Regions from separate parts of the Homo sapiens genome. Here region 1 is linked to region 2. The links are chromatin loops, found by intact Hi-C in ENCODE. Cell type or tissue: endothelial cell of umbilical vein. All regions are shown on one strand. Each heading gives the region's core, and the rest is flanking DNA. Links, peaks and the distances in the headings are about the cores only. Region 1 overlaps ST7 (suppression of tumorigenicity 7). Region 2 overlaps CAPZA2 (capping actin protein of muscle Z-line subunit alpha 2).

Evidence for each region. A loop is a pair of places that touch in the nucleus more often than their neighbours do. Peaks named below come from ENCODE experiments on the same cell type or tissue, not always from the same donor. Only the 100,000 strongest peaks of a DNase experiment are listed, where the experiment ranks them.
Region 1: it touches region 2 in a loop (2.9-fold over the local background); 2 of 110 quality-filtered maps call a loop at or near these places.

What each region holds. Positions count from the first base shown.
Region 1 is chr7:117,022,805-117,031,145 of GRCh38, forward strand. All of the region lies in intron 1 of ST7 (suppression of tumorigenicity 7), which reads left to right. Among named protein-coding and RNA genes, the nearest start is that of MIR6132, 6.8 kb to the left of the region's middle. RefSeq lists an enhancer at 1,876-1,965. In endothelial cell of umbilical vein, for the core only: no CTCF peak of the experiment used is centred there; a DNase peak (open chromatin) is centred at 3,267; H3K27ac peaks cover 1,951 bases.
Region 2 is chr7:116,868,620-116,876,960 of GRCh38, forward strand. All of the region lies in intron 1 of CAPZA2 (capping actin protein of muscle Z-line subunit alpha 2), which reads left to right. It also overlaps the pseudogene LOC100418716. Among named protein-coding and RNA genes, the nearest start is that of CAPZA2, 10 kb to the left of the region's middle. In endothelial cell of umbilical vein, for the core only: no CTCF peak of the experiment used is centred there; DNase peaks (open chromatin) are centred at 1,182, 1,852, 2,852 and 3,542; H3K27ac peaks cover 6,433 bases.

The sequences.
Region 1 (8,341 bases), core at 226-8,225, 150 kb after region 2:
GCTTTTACTTTTTAAATTGAGGTATGATTTACATGCAGTAAAATGCTTAAGTCTAGGTGTGCAGCTCAGTGAATTTTTGCCCATGTTTATACCCATAGAACTCTACTCAGCTCAAAATACAGAACATTTCCATTTCCCCTGGAAGTTCTCTTGTGGCCTTTCCCAGTCAATATTATTTCCCCTCTTCATGAAAAGGTAACCACTATTCTGACTTCTGATGCCATAGATTCATGTTGTAAGTGGCTCTTTTAAACTTTCTTTATCTCCCCCTTGCTCTTTGCCTGTAAGAGAAGGAAATGTCTTCATTTTCAAATATTGTATTGATTAAGTTGATTTTATGTTTCAGACCTTTGAGGTCAGAAATTTGCAGTAGCCTGGATATCACATTATAATACATTCTGTCTTACTGAAATAATATTGTTTTAAATACTTGCACCCTTCCTCACCAAAAAAAACAGACAAAAAAAGCCTTTAAAATACCAAAAAAATTATGTGGAAGAGTAAACGCTAGTTCTTCAAAGTTAAAGACTTACACAGCTATGGCAATAGAATTAATAAATGCTCTTTTATGCCTGACACTGCTTTCATCAATATCTCCAATGATACTAGTCTCATCTCTTTGACTTAGTGAATCTGAATCTCCCACAGTTGTGCAGATTGGCCACAGTCAGTCTATTTTGGGCTCACTTTGAAATGGGTGTTCTATAGTATGTGTAGACTAATCATCACAAAGCAGGAAGTATAGCTTCTGTAACTCCGTTTATTACCATCTTGATGTATTTCACTGAGCTTTTCCTTTACTAAAGTTTCCCATGTCTAAAAATGGGAGTAGCGTGTCTGCTCTTTAACTGCTTTGAAGATATACAGTTTTAGTTTCTGTGGTCAGAATACTTTAGGTGTAAGAAGAAAGTACTATCAAGTTTTGTTGAGGAAGGTGATAATTAAAATGTATATTTGGAGTTCTTAATTTGATTATATATATATATATATCGTGTGTGTGCGTGTGTGTGTGTGTGTGACGGAGTCTCACCCTGTTGCTCTGTGGCCCAGGCTGGAGTGCAGTGGCACAATCTTGGCTCACTGCAACCTCTGCCTCCTGGGTTCAAGTGATTTTCCTGCCTCAGCCTCCCGAGTAGCTGGGACTACAGGCATGTGCCATGACACCCAGCTAATTTTTGTATTTTTGTTCAGTAGAGATGCAGTTTCACCATGTTGGCCAGGCTGGTCCTGAACCCTTGACTGCAGGTGATCCTCCCGCCTCAACCTCCCAAAGTGCTGGGATTATAGGTGTAAGCCACCACACCTGGCTGATTTAATGATATATTTTAAAATAAATTGATTAAATTCTTCAAAATTAAACAATTTTTCTCTTAAAATTTTATAAGAGGAGAAAATATTTTTAGGGAGAAAGGGAGAAAAAATTTCATCCTTTCTTTTTGTGGAGTAAATGGTTTTGAGGAAAACTGATTTTGCACTGCTGACATCTGGTTACATCCTCCTTGATAAAGCCAGTTATTCTTCAAAGAGTAGATACTTTAAGTATGATGAATTATTTAATTAGCATTTATTGGGCTCAGTCCTCCTCTTGTCTCCTCTCCCATGTTTTGCTTTTTCAATTCTCAAGGGTACCACTTAAGAAGTACTGTGGTGGGAATTGTGCCCTGGTCTAACACGTTAATGCATCTTCCAAAGCACCTACCTTATTAGTTCAGTGAAGAGAGCAACACCTTACCTGCTGAGAAACAGAGTGTCCCTGGGGCAAATAGCATTATTTTATCCTTCTTCCAAAATTTTTTGTATAGTTATAATAATTAAAAAGAACATCTAGAGCATCTGTGGAGGGGGAAAATAAATCACCAGAGAACCAACAAAGCTTTAGTAGGATCCCCCAACCTGAGCTTAGTGGAGATGAGAAACTAGTGGATGGCTGTGTCAGGGGATCAGGAGTCCTCTTTAGCTCTGGTGTGGCTGGTCCACACATACTCCCTGCCATTCCCTGGATAGCTACATCACCTGGGGTAGGCAGCCAGATGCTGGCAATAATTTGGGATACAGTTTGATACCCCATGTGATTTGTCTTTGATGGGCATCAAAAGTTCAGTTGCTGCTTTTGGTTTTCATTACTGATGAGTGCATTAAGTTGAAACTGACAGCTTCTCAGTTTTAATAGGGAGTATGGTACCATGTTACCAAGAACTAGATAATTTTCTGAAATTTTGAGCCATTGTGTGAGAGGTAGTCAAATGAATAATACTCTAGCAATATTAAGTCATCAAGATACTGTAGTTAAACAGACATCTCTTTGATAAAAAAAAAGTGAGTTGTAGTCTTTTATGTGCATCTCAGGCCATTGTTGGTAACTGGTCACATGTGAGATTAAACTTGGGCCTGTTGTTTTGGTGTGTGATTTCTGTGAATTGGCTGAGATTTGAATAGTAACTATGGTCATTCAAAAATGGCTGTTCACATCTGGACCATTTCTCAAAATAAGCATCTAATTATTACTAAATCATTGTGTCAGAGACTGCTGTTTTTGCTGTTAGTATGTTTGGCATTTTAGTACTCTATTTGGTTTTCCTTTTTATTATTATTTGTCATATGAAACTAGGTAATTTAGGAACATGAGCCATTTTCCTTTCCCATTAATAACATTAATCTGGTTATTAGATTTAGCTGCATCGGATTTTAGATGCTTTCATCTTAAAACAAAAATAGAAATACTTAAGTATGTGCACAAAAACCCACCTCTAAGTCTGCACTTAGAGCATTGAATGTAAAAGAAAAATATTGCATGACATTAGATAAGTAGAAAACCACAGACTGCTGAAGTCACAAACATGGAAAAATAATTATGGATTATAGGCATTATACTGGAACATAGTCATACAGGAGCTTGAAAAAGTAAAACTCATGTAATGTATTTGACTCATCTTACCATATCACTTTTTCTTTTTTTCTGATAACACACATTCTGATGTGAAATTTCCGTTTGAGTTCCTTGGCTGTTAGTAGTTGACATTGTAATTTTTAGTATCAAGATAATATTTTAAAGTAAATAAGGAAATTTTTTTCTTCTGCATATTTATATACTAGTACAGAAATGGAGTAAAAATATGCAATGGTTATTTTTAAATCCTCAGATTTCTTATTTTCCCTTCAGTATTGGTCTATTTGTTAGTCTGTAGTTTGTTCAGAAAAAAAATTACATGTGAGTCTTCAGTGATTTGTTGTTTTCATTGTCACAATGGACCAGATTCATATCCTGTATAAACTGTGGGGAGTCTATGGGGAAAATTACCATATATGGAAACTTTCCCCATAGCATCCCCTTGGAGTTACACAGGATGTGAATAGGATTCATTGTTGTTATGGATTCTGAGCTGGAAAAGTCATTGATCATGTGTATTTTTTAAACATTAATAATAGTCACTGCATTAATTTATGTTCAAATACTGTTAAATTTTCAATATGAGACTATATGGACATTACAAATTGTATAGTCATTTATAGACTATAAATTGTATAGTCATTTTTTATTCCTTTTTGAAGAGTATTGATATCCTTCCATTTTTTCCTAGTCAATATAAAGCATGAGTTAACATAATTATTAATGTTTTTAACAAGAAAATGCACAAATGCTATATTATTTAAAAGGTCCCATTTACTGTGCTAGAATAGTAAATAATAAGATTTTCAATATATTTTATTTGTATTAGTAATTAATTCAGATACTTATGAGCAAAAAAATGAATATGCAATTTAATGCATGTTTAGAAATGGCAGCAACCACATGCCAGATGCAGCAACTAATTGCAGAGACTCTGGCTTTCACTTGCTTGGATTCATATCATGGCTCTACCGTGTACTACCAGGGTTTAACCATCTACCATCTAAGCTTACAGTGTGACTTATCCAATGAACTCTCTGTGTTAGGGGAACTGGCCTTTGGGGGCCTGGATATCTGCCAGGGTAGGGCTTATCAAGGGGTGTTTGTGGAGAGAGAGTCCAGCAGTGGAAAATACTGGCTGAAGAGAGATGTCACTTCTTAAGGCTGGGTGAAGACTGGAAGTTGTATGATGGGAATATTTTAAGGGACCCAATAGGAGGTTTGAGGGGAGGAGACTGTATGAAACTAATGAAATGTGAAATGGGTCAGGGTTGGCAAATGCCAGATGCCCTGTGGCAAGCATCATTGATTGGTCATGACACTCTTGCAGGATTAGCATCAGCCACTAAAGGTTGGAATGTTGTCCACTCAGAACACTTCATCAGTGCAAATGTTTTCCATGTAAGTATGAGTAATAGACACATAAATATTTAAATAAACATACAAATACTTACCAAATTAAGAATAAAGGGCTGGGCACAGTGGCTCACGCCTGTAATCCCAGCACTTTGGGAGGCCAAGGCAGGTGGATCACAAGGTCAAGAGTTTGAGACCAGCCTGGCCAACATGGTGAAACCCTGTCTCTACTGAAATACAAAAATTAGCCGGGCATGGTGGCGCATGCCTGTAGTCCCAGCACTGAGGAGGCTGAGGAAGGAGAATCGCTTGAACCCAGGAGGCAGAAGTTGTGATGAGCCAAGATCACACCACTGCACTCCAGCCTGGGCAACAGAGTGAGACTCCGTCTCAAAAGTGAAAAGTAAAGTAAAGTAAAAGTAAAGTAAAGTAAAGTAAAGTAAAGTAAAGTAAGTAAAGTAAAAAGTAAAGAGTAAAGTAAAAAAAAATAAAATATAAATAAAATAAAGTTAAGAATCTTAAGTGTTCCAGAAATGTCTCTCTTTAGACTCTGGGCGGGACATGGTGGCCCATACCTGTAATCTCAGCACTTTGGGAGGCCGAGGCATGAGGATTGTTTGAGCCCAGGAGTTGAAGACAAGCCTCGGTAACAAAGCAAGACCCTGTCTCTAAAATGAATGAATGATATAAAATAAACACACCAGTCTGTGTCACATTATGGTTCTCAGTAATGTCAATGTGTTAATGATTCAGAGCCACCACTGGGCTCTTCTGAATGAAATTCCTATCAGTTGACAATAAATCCCCAGAGTGTAGCAGGGTACCTAGCATATATCAAGTGCTCATGTTCTTTAAAATTTGAATCTGCTGTGGAGTAAGGTAATATCATTGAAAATATGATGTGTGGGCTTGTAGGGTGTTAATATTGAGTTTAATAAAATTTTCTAGGCCAAGGAGTTTATCACACATAATGGGTACATGTCAGAAACATGCCAGTAATCAGCTCTTGTCATCCTTCAGAGCAGGAACAAATGACCCAAACAAAATAATAGCATATGGACTTTTATTACTAAGCCCAAATTTGTTAGTGGGTAAACTACCATATACTGATAATTTGCCATGTACTGGTAAGTTGACTATGTCTAATCTAAGTTTGCTTACCATTCTTAAAGGTTAAGTAAAAATAATGAGTTACTAATAATCATCAGTTTATGTACAGCATGAAAATTGAGAATTGTTTGCTTGCAATACTGATATAATTTCAGGAACTAGAAAAATTATTTTACTTTTTTTTGTGAGCATTTCAGACTGTTAAGATTGAGGCTTTTGGCATATTTTGGGCAGTAGCAAGCCCGATTGTAAAGCGTATAGATTAGGAAATCACAGTGACTCCATTGGGGTATTCTTTACTACCTCCTCCACCTCTGGCTTCTTCTAGAACACCTAGTTTTCAGGGGGAGGCTTTGGTAGGGTCTGGCCTGGTGGTACGCATGGATGGTCCAAGCCCGGACTTGTCTCAGAAGTCTGAATTTCTCATCTGAAACTTTCCTAGGTCTTGTGTTGGTATAATGATGTTTCAGTTACCCATTGCTACACAACAAACTACCTCAAAACATACTGGTTTAAAACAATTATGTATTATTATCTTTCACAGTTCTGTGGGTTGACTGGACTCCATTGGTGGTTCTCATGAAGGGTCTCTTGCAGTTAGATTTCTGTCAGTGCTGTAGTCATCTAAAGGCTCACCTGAACTAGATCTCCAGGATAGCTCTGGCATATACTATCAGTTGAGGTTAGCTGTTGACTTAGGGCTCAGCTGGGGTTGTGGGCAGGAATGCCTATACAGTTGACCCTGGAACAACTTAGGGGTTAGAGGCTCTGATCCCTGCACAGTTGAAAATCCACATGACCTTTTACCACTAAAAACGTAACTACTAATAGCCTACTCTTGACTGTAAATCTTACCGATAACATGGATAATTAACACATATTTTGTATGTTAAATATATAGCTATAAATATATATGCTGCATATATAAATATTTGTGTATATTTCTTTATGTGGACATATGTTTTCATTTCTCTTAGGTAAATACCTAGGCATGCCATTGTTGAGAAACTGCCAAACCATTTTCCAAAGTGGTTATACCGTTTTACATTCCCACTAGCAATGGATGGGAGTTCACTTGCTTCAAATTCTTGCCAACATTTAGTATTGTCAGTCTTTTTAATTTTTGCCAATTTTGTGGGTGTGTAATGGTATATTGTGATTTTAATTTGCATGTCTTTCATTCTTATCATATTAAACAATTTTTCATGTTCTTTTTGGCCATTTGTGTATCTTCTTTCGTTGTGTTTGTTCAAATCCTTTGCCTGTTTTAAAAATGAGGTTGTCTTCTTATTACCGAGTTTTGAAGGTTCTTCATATATTTTGATACAAATCTTTTGTCAGGTGTATGTATTGACAATATTTTCTTATAGTCTGTAGCTTTCCTTTTTATTTTCTTAATAATGTTAAGTTTTTAATTTTGATGAAGTCCAGTTTATCAATTTCTTCTGTCCTATGTAAAAATATTTTGCTTATGTTATTGTCACGAATATTTTTCTCCTGTATTTTCTTCCAGATGTTTTATGTGTTTTGCTTCTATGTGTGCTATGATCCATCTTTAGTACATTTTTGTTTGTAATATGAGGTAATGGTAAATGTTCATTTTTTTTTTTTAGTGAAATGAATATTCACTTCTTCTAGCACCATTTCTTGAAAAGACTGTCATTTCTCCATGGAATTGGCAACTTTATCAGAAGTCAGTTCACCCTATATTTCTAGTCTATTTTATTCTAGGGATCTGTATATTTATCCTTAGGCCAATACTATAATTGTTATTACTGTATAGCTTTATGATCAGGTAGTGTAAGCCCTCCAAGTCTGTTCTTTTTCAAAATTCTTTTGGCTATATTTGATCCTTTCATATCCCTATGCATTTTTAAATTTGCTTGTCAATTTCTAAAAAAAGACCTGGGATTTTGATTGAGAGTATATTTAATCTATAAAGTAACTTGGGGAGGTTTGACATTTTAACAATATTAAGTTTTGCAATTCATGAACATGGTATATTTGTCATTTAATTTAGGTCTTTAATTTCTCTCACAATGGTGAAACCAGTTATAAAATTAAAAGAATAGGTTATTTTTCATTGATAGAAGAATACTTATTTGGAGTGGAATGACTTATATTACCCACTGAATATATGTTTCTAGGGAACATATAGTAAATGTAAAAGTGGTGGTATTAGTAAAGCATCATTAATTTGAATTTGGAGGAATTATTTGCACTTGTAAAAATCTTAAATAACCTGGAAAGTGAGATTTCACTAAACAGATGTTGTCATGAAGAAGTCTTTTGAGGGTATGTCTTAACAAATAGATTAGAATTGTTTATACATACAGGCAAAAAACAACCCCATTGAGAAGTGGGCAAAGGACATGAACAGACACTTTTCAAAAGAAGACATACATGCAGCCAACAAGCATATGAAAAAATGGTCAATATCACTAATCATTAGAGAAATGCCAATCAAAGCCACAATGACATACCATCTCATACCAGTCAGAATGGCCATTATTAAAAAGTCAAAAATAACAGATGCTGGTGAGGTTGCAGAGAAAAGGGAACGCTTATACACTGCTGGTGGAAGTGTAAATTAGTTCAGCCATTGTGGAAAGCAGTGTGGCAACTCCTCGAAGAACCAAAAACAGGATTAACATTCAACCCAGCAACCCCACTACTGGATATATACTCAAAGGAATACAAGTAATTCTACCATAAAGACACATGCATGCATATGTTCACTGCAGTACTATTCATAATATCAAAGACATGGAATCAACCTAAATGTGCATCAGAGGTAGACTGGATAAAGAAAATGTGGTACATATACACCATGGAATACTATACAGCCATAAAAAAGAACAAGATCATGTCCTTTTCAGGAACATGGATGGAACTGGAGGCCATTATCCTTAGCAAACTAACACAGGAAAAGAAAACCAAATACTGCATGTTATCACTTTTAAGTGGGACGTAAATAATGAGAACACA
Region 2 (8,341 bases), core at 133-8,132:
GCTACTCGGGAGGCCGAGGCAGGAGAATCGCTTGGACCCGGGAGGTGGATGTTGCAGTGAGCGGTGATCGCACCACTGCATTCCAGCCTGGGCAATAGAGCAAGACTCCATCTCAAAAAGTTTAAAAAAAAATTCTTATTATTGAGAAGGTAAACTCAAGCAAAAAGCTATTAATGTGGACAATATTCATTCCTAATTCTATTCTATAGATAAATTATGTTATTTCACCAATAAAGTGTAAAAACTTCTGTTGCAGACAGGAACTTGATAGCAGCTGTAGCATTAGTGGAGTTTTTCAGACTTTGTACATTAAAGTAAATTTGTAGTAAATTTTCAGTGCATTTGGGAGCCATTTTTGCATGAGTAGTTGAATAGATAGAATAATTGCATGTTAGTGTGAGAATACAGATATGAAAACACTTAGAGCAGAGAATCTAAAATAATTTTTAAGGTTGAAAAGCAGGATGGCAAAACTTGGATCTGTGGTTCCAAGCTATGACCTAAAAGCCTAATCAGTCACCTGAAGCAAAAATTTGTTAAAGTTATTATAGCAATAATTTGTTAAATAGGAGATTCATGCATATCAAAGAAAATGGGGTCTTTGTCTTCTGAAAACCACTCTCTGACAGGTTCCATGAAAATACCCATGGCTGTTTCAAAAAAGAATTTCATAAATTTTATTTTGAGGATTAAGTATAGTTTTTGCATTCTTGCTCTTATGACATATTTACATGTTTCACTATGCATCTAATGACTGAGAACTTTTCTTATACATTCTAATTCGCAGTGTTTCTACTGGAAATGACTTTTGAAATCCATTTACCTCCATCTTCATTCATTTACTAAATATACCACATTTCACTGATTTCAGTACTGATACTTTTTTATATTTTAAGATCTCTGAAATCAGGCTGCATTGTACAATCAATGGGTTGTAATATTTCATTGGTAGCGTTTTTCCTTGTTTAGTGGTACATAAAGTTATGCATCTTATATTGATTGTGAATCAGGATAGGCAAGGATATAGTTCAGTAACAAAACTCCTAAAATCTCAGCACAAGGGTGTTGAATGTGGAGGCTTTGTACTGCATCTCATTCATTCCATGTATGTCTAGCGTGAGTTAGCAGAGAGCCCTGCTCAGGGAAGTAATTTAGCGTTCCAGTTGGTTAGAGAGCTTCCATCTAAACTTTCTTCTCAGTCACTGCAGTGGTGGGAAGGAAATGGAATGAATTGCACACTTGTTTTTTTTGTTTTGTTTTGTTTTTTTGAGACGGAGTGTTACTCTGTCACCTAGGCTTGAGTGCAGTGGCACAATCTCGGCTCACTGCAACCTCTGCCTCCCGGGTTCAGGCAATTCTCCTGCCTCAGCCTTCCGAGTAGCTGGAAGGAGCTCACGTCACTTCTGCTCAGATTTCAATTAGCTAAAGCAAGTTACATGTATAAACCTAATTTCAGAAAGGTCAGGGCAGAAGAGGAGAATTGGAATATTTGTGAATAGCAGTAATGACAGCATAGATTAAGTTTTAAATTCACTAAAGTGTAGCGATCACCTGGAAGGTAGATATAATGCAAAACTAGATTCGAAGAGGAATTGGACATATGTAATATACATACTAAATTGGGTCTAAAAATTTAGAAGATAGAAAAGCTACTTCTGCCTAGGGGTATGGTAAACATCAGTTGGGGTCAAGCTCATACCAGAGAGCACAACATAGGGAAAAATAACAGGAAAGTGGGAACAAGCAGGCAGTGAGTTTTGTGTAAAAAGAATTCAGTTAAATAGTTGAGTGTCTACTCTATATTTGGTACTTTTACAATAAGAGATGCAAAGGTGAATTGTGCTGTTTAACAGCTGACTGTCAGGGTTTTTCCATCTCATCAATGTTGACAGTTTGGGCCAGATATTGTTGGGCAGGTGGACATGCTGTGCGTTGTAGGGTGTTTAGCAACATCCTTAGCCCACATGATATGCCACTACCATAACCCAGGCTTACCAATCCAGAATGTCTCCTGGTGGACAGATTCACCCCTTGTTGAGACCCATGAGTCTAGATAGATTAGAGCTGGTAAGAACAGTTGAGAACCTGGCTTAAGTGGACTTTAGGACCTGGTTTAAGTTCGTCCCACAAGAAATGGAGGAAAAAAAGATCGCCAATAGATTTTAGAGTTGGAATCAAGAAGACTTGATAAATGAATATAGGGGAAAGGCGTGAGTCAGAGAAAACTGTGAACATTAAAGTCTGGATGACTGGGAATTGGTACCACTAGTAACAACTGGAGAACACAGGAAAGAGGATACACAGCTGGGAGGAATAATGGTGAATTTAGTTTTGGTTGTACGGAGTTTGAGATGCTAGTCATTGTCTATGTGAAAATGCCTAGCAGATACGGAGATAGAGAAACAGCTTGGAAAAGAGGTCAGCTCCAGAGATTATATAGAGATTTGAGAATCCTCTTTTTGTGGGTTAAAGCGAGATGGGATAAGCCCTTTAGGACAAAAAGCTTAGACATGGGAAAGAGGAGAGGGCAGGAAGCGTATACTTTATACTTTGATTTGAGGAATAAGAAGTGGAGAGAGACCTAAAGGTGAGGAGAAACCCTTGAGGTCGAAGTGTTACCTACTGATAGCTAGCACAGAGTAGGTGCTGAGGTCACAGAATGTGACGAGAATTTCAAGAAGGAGCGGTGCTCAGTGTTGCAGAGATTAAGGAGTATGAGATTGAAAAAAGCCTTTGGATTTAAGAGAAAGGAATGAGAAACAAATTATACCTACTCTATGCCAGGGACTTTAACATGTATTCTCTCTATTAATTGTCAGAATAACCTTGTTATTATCTTCATTGTACAGACAGGAAACTGGTGCAGTTAAGGCTGTTTAAGTGGTGGACTAGGGATTAGTGGCCTTCAAGAGAATAATTTTACTAGTGTTTGGAGCAAGGAGTGGAGAGACATAAGCCAGATAACTGGAGTCTATAATAAAAAGTATGTGTGTATTTTCCCTTTTCCAGAAACGGCATTTCAGTCTTGTTTGCCTTGTAAACTACTCATCTTTGGATAACCAGACTCAAGGACTTTCTTCTCTTCTTTTGTATCCTGACATACCTCTGCTCCCTAAGCAATTTGTACTTATCTTTGTTATAACATTTACCAGTTTTAATAAATTTACCTGTTGTCCTTATTTCCTGTGTTCTTCAGGGCCAGGCCTTATGTCTTCACCATCTTTGTAATTCCAGTAGAGCGCCTAGCCTGTATTAAATCAGTGATTTTCAACTCTGGCTGCACATTAGAATCAACTGGAGAGTTTATAAACAAAATGAACGCACAGGCTCCTCTTGTGGGTGAGGCCTGGAGTGTCTGTAATTCCTTTTTGTTGTTGTTGTTGTTGTTGTTTTAAAGCTTCCCAGGTGATCTGAATGTGCAACTAGGATTGAGTCTCACTGTATCACTGTATTAGGGGCTCAATAAATGTTGACTAAAGGATGAGGAGTGGAGACAGTAAGTACAAATTATTCTTGAAAAAAATTGGTAGTGAAACAAAAGAGAAAAATATGTATTACTACTTTGTTTTTTCCTGCTATTTCATTTTAAGAATACTTTTTTTTTGTAAGAGAACATTCTAGGGTGTATAAGGGAAATGATTCAGAAGGGAAAAGGAAATTGAAAACGTAAGATAAAGAATAGTTTACATAACTTACTTTCTTTTAGTTGATGATAATGCCTACTTTGGATTCATGGGTTTCTTCATATTTTAAATAAATGGTAAAAACATATTTAAAGAAGAATCAATGTTGAGTTCTTTAGATGACCCAGTTTCAGGTTAAGTGCTGTGGGCCCTGTTTTTAATTACCAATCAAAATGATAATTATAAAGGAAAAAAATTTAGAGGAAAACTTATTAAAACAAATTACCACTCTTAAGTTTACCCATATTAAGATAAATTCACCTGACACACAGACATGTGATAGTGATCACTTGGTCATAAACTATTTAAATGTCATAAAGTTCAAAAAAGTGGTTTTTTCCTCCGGTTTTACCTCTAATTCTCAAAAGACATAGCCATTTTTTAGAGAGCTGTGGAAGACAACTTCAAATAATTCTTTTAGTTGAAGTGGAAAAGTGCATAGTGGCTCCTTTAATTTTACTACCAGTGTCTAAAGCAGTGACCCTTTTTGGTGTTACATTTTCTTGAGAATCAAGTAAAACCTATAAGTCATTTCTCAAGAAGACTAGACACTTCAAATTTTACATCTGAAGTCCCTTAGGGCATGGGTGCAATATCTGGTCACCTTTCAGAATCACGTGGAGAGATTTTCTAAAACATAGATTTCTAGGTCCCCATTCTCTGGAGATAGATTCACTGGGTCTGGAATAGAGGGTGGGAATCTGTATTTTTTCCAAGCTTTCCAGGTGAGTCTGACTGCCGTTCATATCTGAAAAATTCCTACCCTAATGTCTCCTTCCTTGATCATGGCGGCCCATACCATGTGGAAATTATAGGGGCTCTAGGTAGGATTCTCAGATAAAATACTGATGCCTCAGTAAATTTGAATTTAAGCTAAACGGTGAGTCATTTTTAGTATAGCTATTTCCCATAGTAGTGTACCTTTGGACTGCTGGAGAGTGCAGGGTCCTTTGCTTCTAAATTTAATGGCTCTAGATGGCTGTTTGGGGGTTTTGTTTTTTGTTGTTGTTTTTTGGTGGTGTGTATGTGTGTACATGTATGTCTGTGTGCTACCATGCACATACATTGTCTGCTTTTTATACTTTCATCTCCTTTAAACCTTGCTTAAGGTTTAAAAAAATTTTTTTTAATTTTTGTTAGTTTACCATTTTTATAGCTGCTTTGGTGAGGACTCTATTTCCTGTTAAGGAATTGTTTTCTTCAGACAGTTTTAAAATCTCCTGGAACTCAAGTTTTACCTTAGTGTTTGAAAACATGTTGCCAAATGTTCAGCAAAGGCACTAGAACAATCTGGAGAATTCATGGACATAAGCAGGTGAAGTAACATTAATTTTGCCATCTATTTCTGTAAATTGTGGTAATGATTGACAACCCACAGTAAACTCTCACGTTGTACCCTCATGTTCTAGATGGTAATTATAAAACTGAAGTAGCACTACCAATTGCTTCTGACTTCCAGTAATAAACACATCTTGAAGAGGTGACATAGGCTGAGGGAACCCAGTCACTTCCACCTGTGGTACTTCACCATGGAGCTTGTCTTTGCTTGAGAAAGGTACATTCTGTACCATTAATGCAAAGAGTGACACAGTCAAGGATTGCAAGGCAGAAAGATACATGTGAAGCTTATGTTCATCCAGCCCTCCTTCCCTTTGTTCTCTTTCCCTGATAAGTTTTTCAGTCTTATTCAGCAATGTAGGTGTAAGATTGTACATTTCCAAATTCCATATTCCAAGTATCATAGGCCATTAAAAGTACTAGATGTTTTGCACTCACTACTTTTTCTGAGATATCACTCAAGGCCAAAGGCAACAATTCAAAAACCTGCTGATACTTGCCTGGTTCATCAGGGTATCCCATAATGATACCAAGGCTTTTGATCACAGCTTCTCATATCAAATATGCTTTACCTTCCATTTAAGGAGGACCAGGGAGTTAGGAACTTCTTGAGGAAAGTAAGGCACCACTACTCCACAGGATTTAGCTACAAGTAGTGTCCTTTTTGGGTCTTTGTGACTCACCTCTTCCCATCACTGTGGTAAATGTTCGGCTTCTGCATGTGTTGGTCCGACATGATGTGTGAATGCCGTAACACCAGTTAGTATCACTTGCCTTGGCTCTTTATCTGGCCTCTTGATCATACTAGAAAGAATGTGGAGAAGCTGATTTTTCTTTTTAGATTCAAGATGTAGGCACGTTGTATACAATCTGAGGGCATCAGTGTCTCTGTCTTTGCCAGCAGCACGTCAAGTGCAATGTATAGCAAGCAATATCCAAGCATCAGCAGAAGGTGTTTTTCACTGCAGTCAGAGACACTTCTGATCCTAAGCAGCATCTCCTGACACTTGACAAAAAGAAAGTAGTGCATAGTGGAAAGCAGAAGACAGTTTCCTGTGGGGTTTATCAAAGTGAACTGTGCTTTTACTTGATGGAGAAAACAGCATTCTTTCCTTTCTCTCCTAAGGGAAGGGACTGGGGAATTCTCTCTAAGAATAATGGAATTAGGCTGGGCACGGTGGCTCATGCCTGTAATCCCAGCACTTTGGGAGGCCAAGGTGGGTGGATCACTTGAGGTCAGCAGTTCGAGATCATTCTGGCCAACATGGAGAAACCCCGTCTCTACTAAAAATACAAAAATTAGCCAGGTATGGTGGTGCTCACCTGTAATCCCAGCTACTTGGGAGGCTGAGGTGGGAGAATCACTCAAGCCCAGGAAGTGGAGGTTGCAGTGAGCGGGGATGGTACCAGTATACTCCAAGTCTGGGCAACAGAGTGAGACCCCATCCCTCCCCCCACAAAAAAAGTGGAATCAACATTATCTGGTTTTGAAAGATGAATATCCTTTTTTTTTTTTCTTTCCTTGCCTGAACTGTTTATGACTGAAATCTGTTCATTTTCTTCAGAGTCTTGTAGGGATTCCAAAGAAGGTTGAATGGAATCACAAACTACCAAATGGCAAAGTGTTCATTTTTGAGGATGGCCATTTTAGGTCTTCTAATTTGCTCCATCAAAGAACATTTCTCACTATTTAATAAATTAATTTTATCTTCCCAATTTGTGTACTAACAAGGAGTTCTCTACAGGTTGAGGAGTAGAAACAAGTGAAAGAAGATTGCCTAAAATTGATATAAGAGCTTCTAATTCATTTTCTTTCACTCCACTAGCAATATCCATAAAATCTTTCCCAGTTACTTGATCACTTCCAAAGTCTCAGTAGATTTGCAATAAATTGGAGGGTTTTTTTTTTTTATTTTTTGTTTTTGAGACAGGGTCTTGCTCTGTCAGCCAAGCTGGAGTGTAGTTTCACAGTCATGGTTCACTGTATCCTTGACCTCCCAGGTTCAAGTGCTCCTCCCATCTCAGCCTCCCAAGTTGCTGGGACCACAGGTGCTCACCATCATGCCTGGCTAATTTTTTTTTTTTTAAATTTTTTGTAGATACAGGATCTCACCATGTTGACCAGGCTGGACTCAAGTGATCCTCCCATCCCAGCCTCCCAAAGTGTTGGGATTTTACAGGTGTAAGCCATGGCACCTGGCCAAATTGGACATTTTAAAATGTTTATGTTATCCCGTAACTCAAAGTTCTGATCATTATTTTCATCTGAGGTATTTATTGATGTAAACTTGGATTCTTCAATAAAAATTCAGTTACATAGAAGTTTAGAGGCCGGGCGCGGTGGCTGATGCCTGTAATCCCAGCACTTTGGGAGGCCGAGGCGGGCGGATCACGAGATCAGGAGATCGAGACCATCCTGGCTAACACAGTGAAACCCCGTCTCTACTAAAAATACAAAAATTAGCCTGGTGTGGTGGCAGGCACCTGTAGTCCCAGCTACTCAGGAGGCTGAGACAGGAGAATGGTGTGAACCCAGGAGGCGGAGCTTGCAGTGAGCGGAGTTCGCGCCGCTGCACTCCAGCCTGGGTGACAGAGAGAGACTCCATCTCAAAAAAAAAAAAAAAAAAGTTTAGAGCACTCAAGAGGTTTGACTGGCTCCTGAATTTCAGGGCTCAGTTTCTAATGTTTTCGTTCCTATGAAGGAACTTCATTTTCTGCAGCCTTTGTCAGGTTGGCTCAGATCTTCCTTAGTTAAAACGTTGTTGTATGTCAACCACTTCTCTCCTCCCTTCACATCCATTGGCTGATAGGAAACTAGATAATCACACTTGTAAATTTATGTCTGAGATAAAAATAATATGATCTGTGGAGAATCTCATGTTCTCTTCTAATGTTTAGACTATATTTGCTTTTAGACCTTATTTGCTTTCTTAAAACATATTTTTGAGTATCTGAATTCCTTGCTTCCTGTGTGCCTTGATATGTCCCCAGTTACATATCTTAAATTCAGGCTTCACCGGTAAGGTAAGTGAGATCTTGTTTTAATTGCCTCCTCTTCATTCCATTGGTGAGGGAGGGGTTCTTGCCCTGGAATTGGGAGGTTGACAGAACATACAAAACCTGACACTGGACAGATGAGATTGACAGCAGTTTATTAATCACAAATACTCAGCAGCCCAGGAGAGAGGAGACAGCACACCACGCAGGCCCACATGGGAGTTGTGCTTGAGGACGGAGTGAACAGTCAGGGGCTGTAGGAGGCAGACTTTAGTAAGTATCAAGAGGGTGGAGTGATCCCTGGTTCTCAGGACGTGATCCAT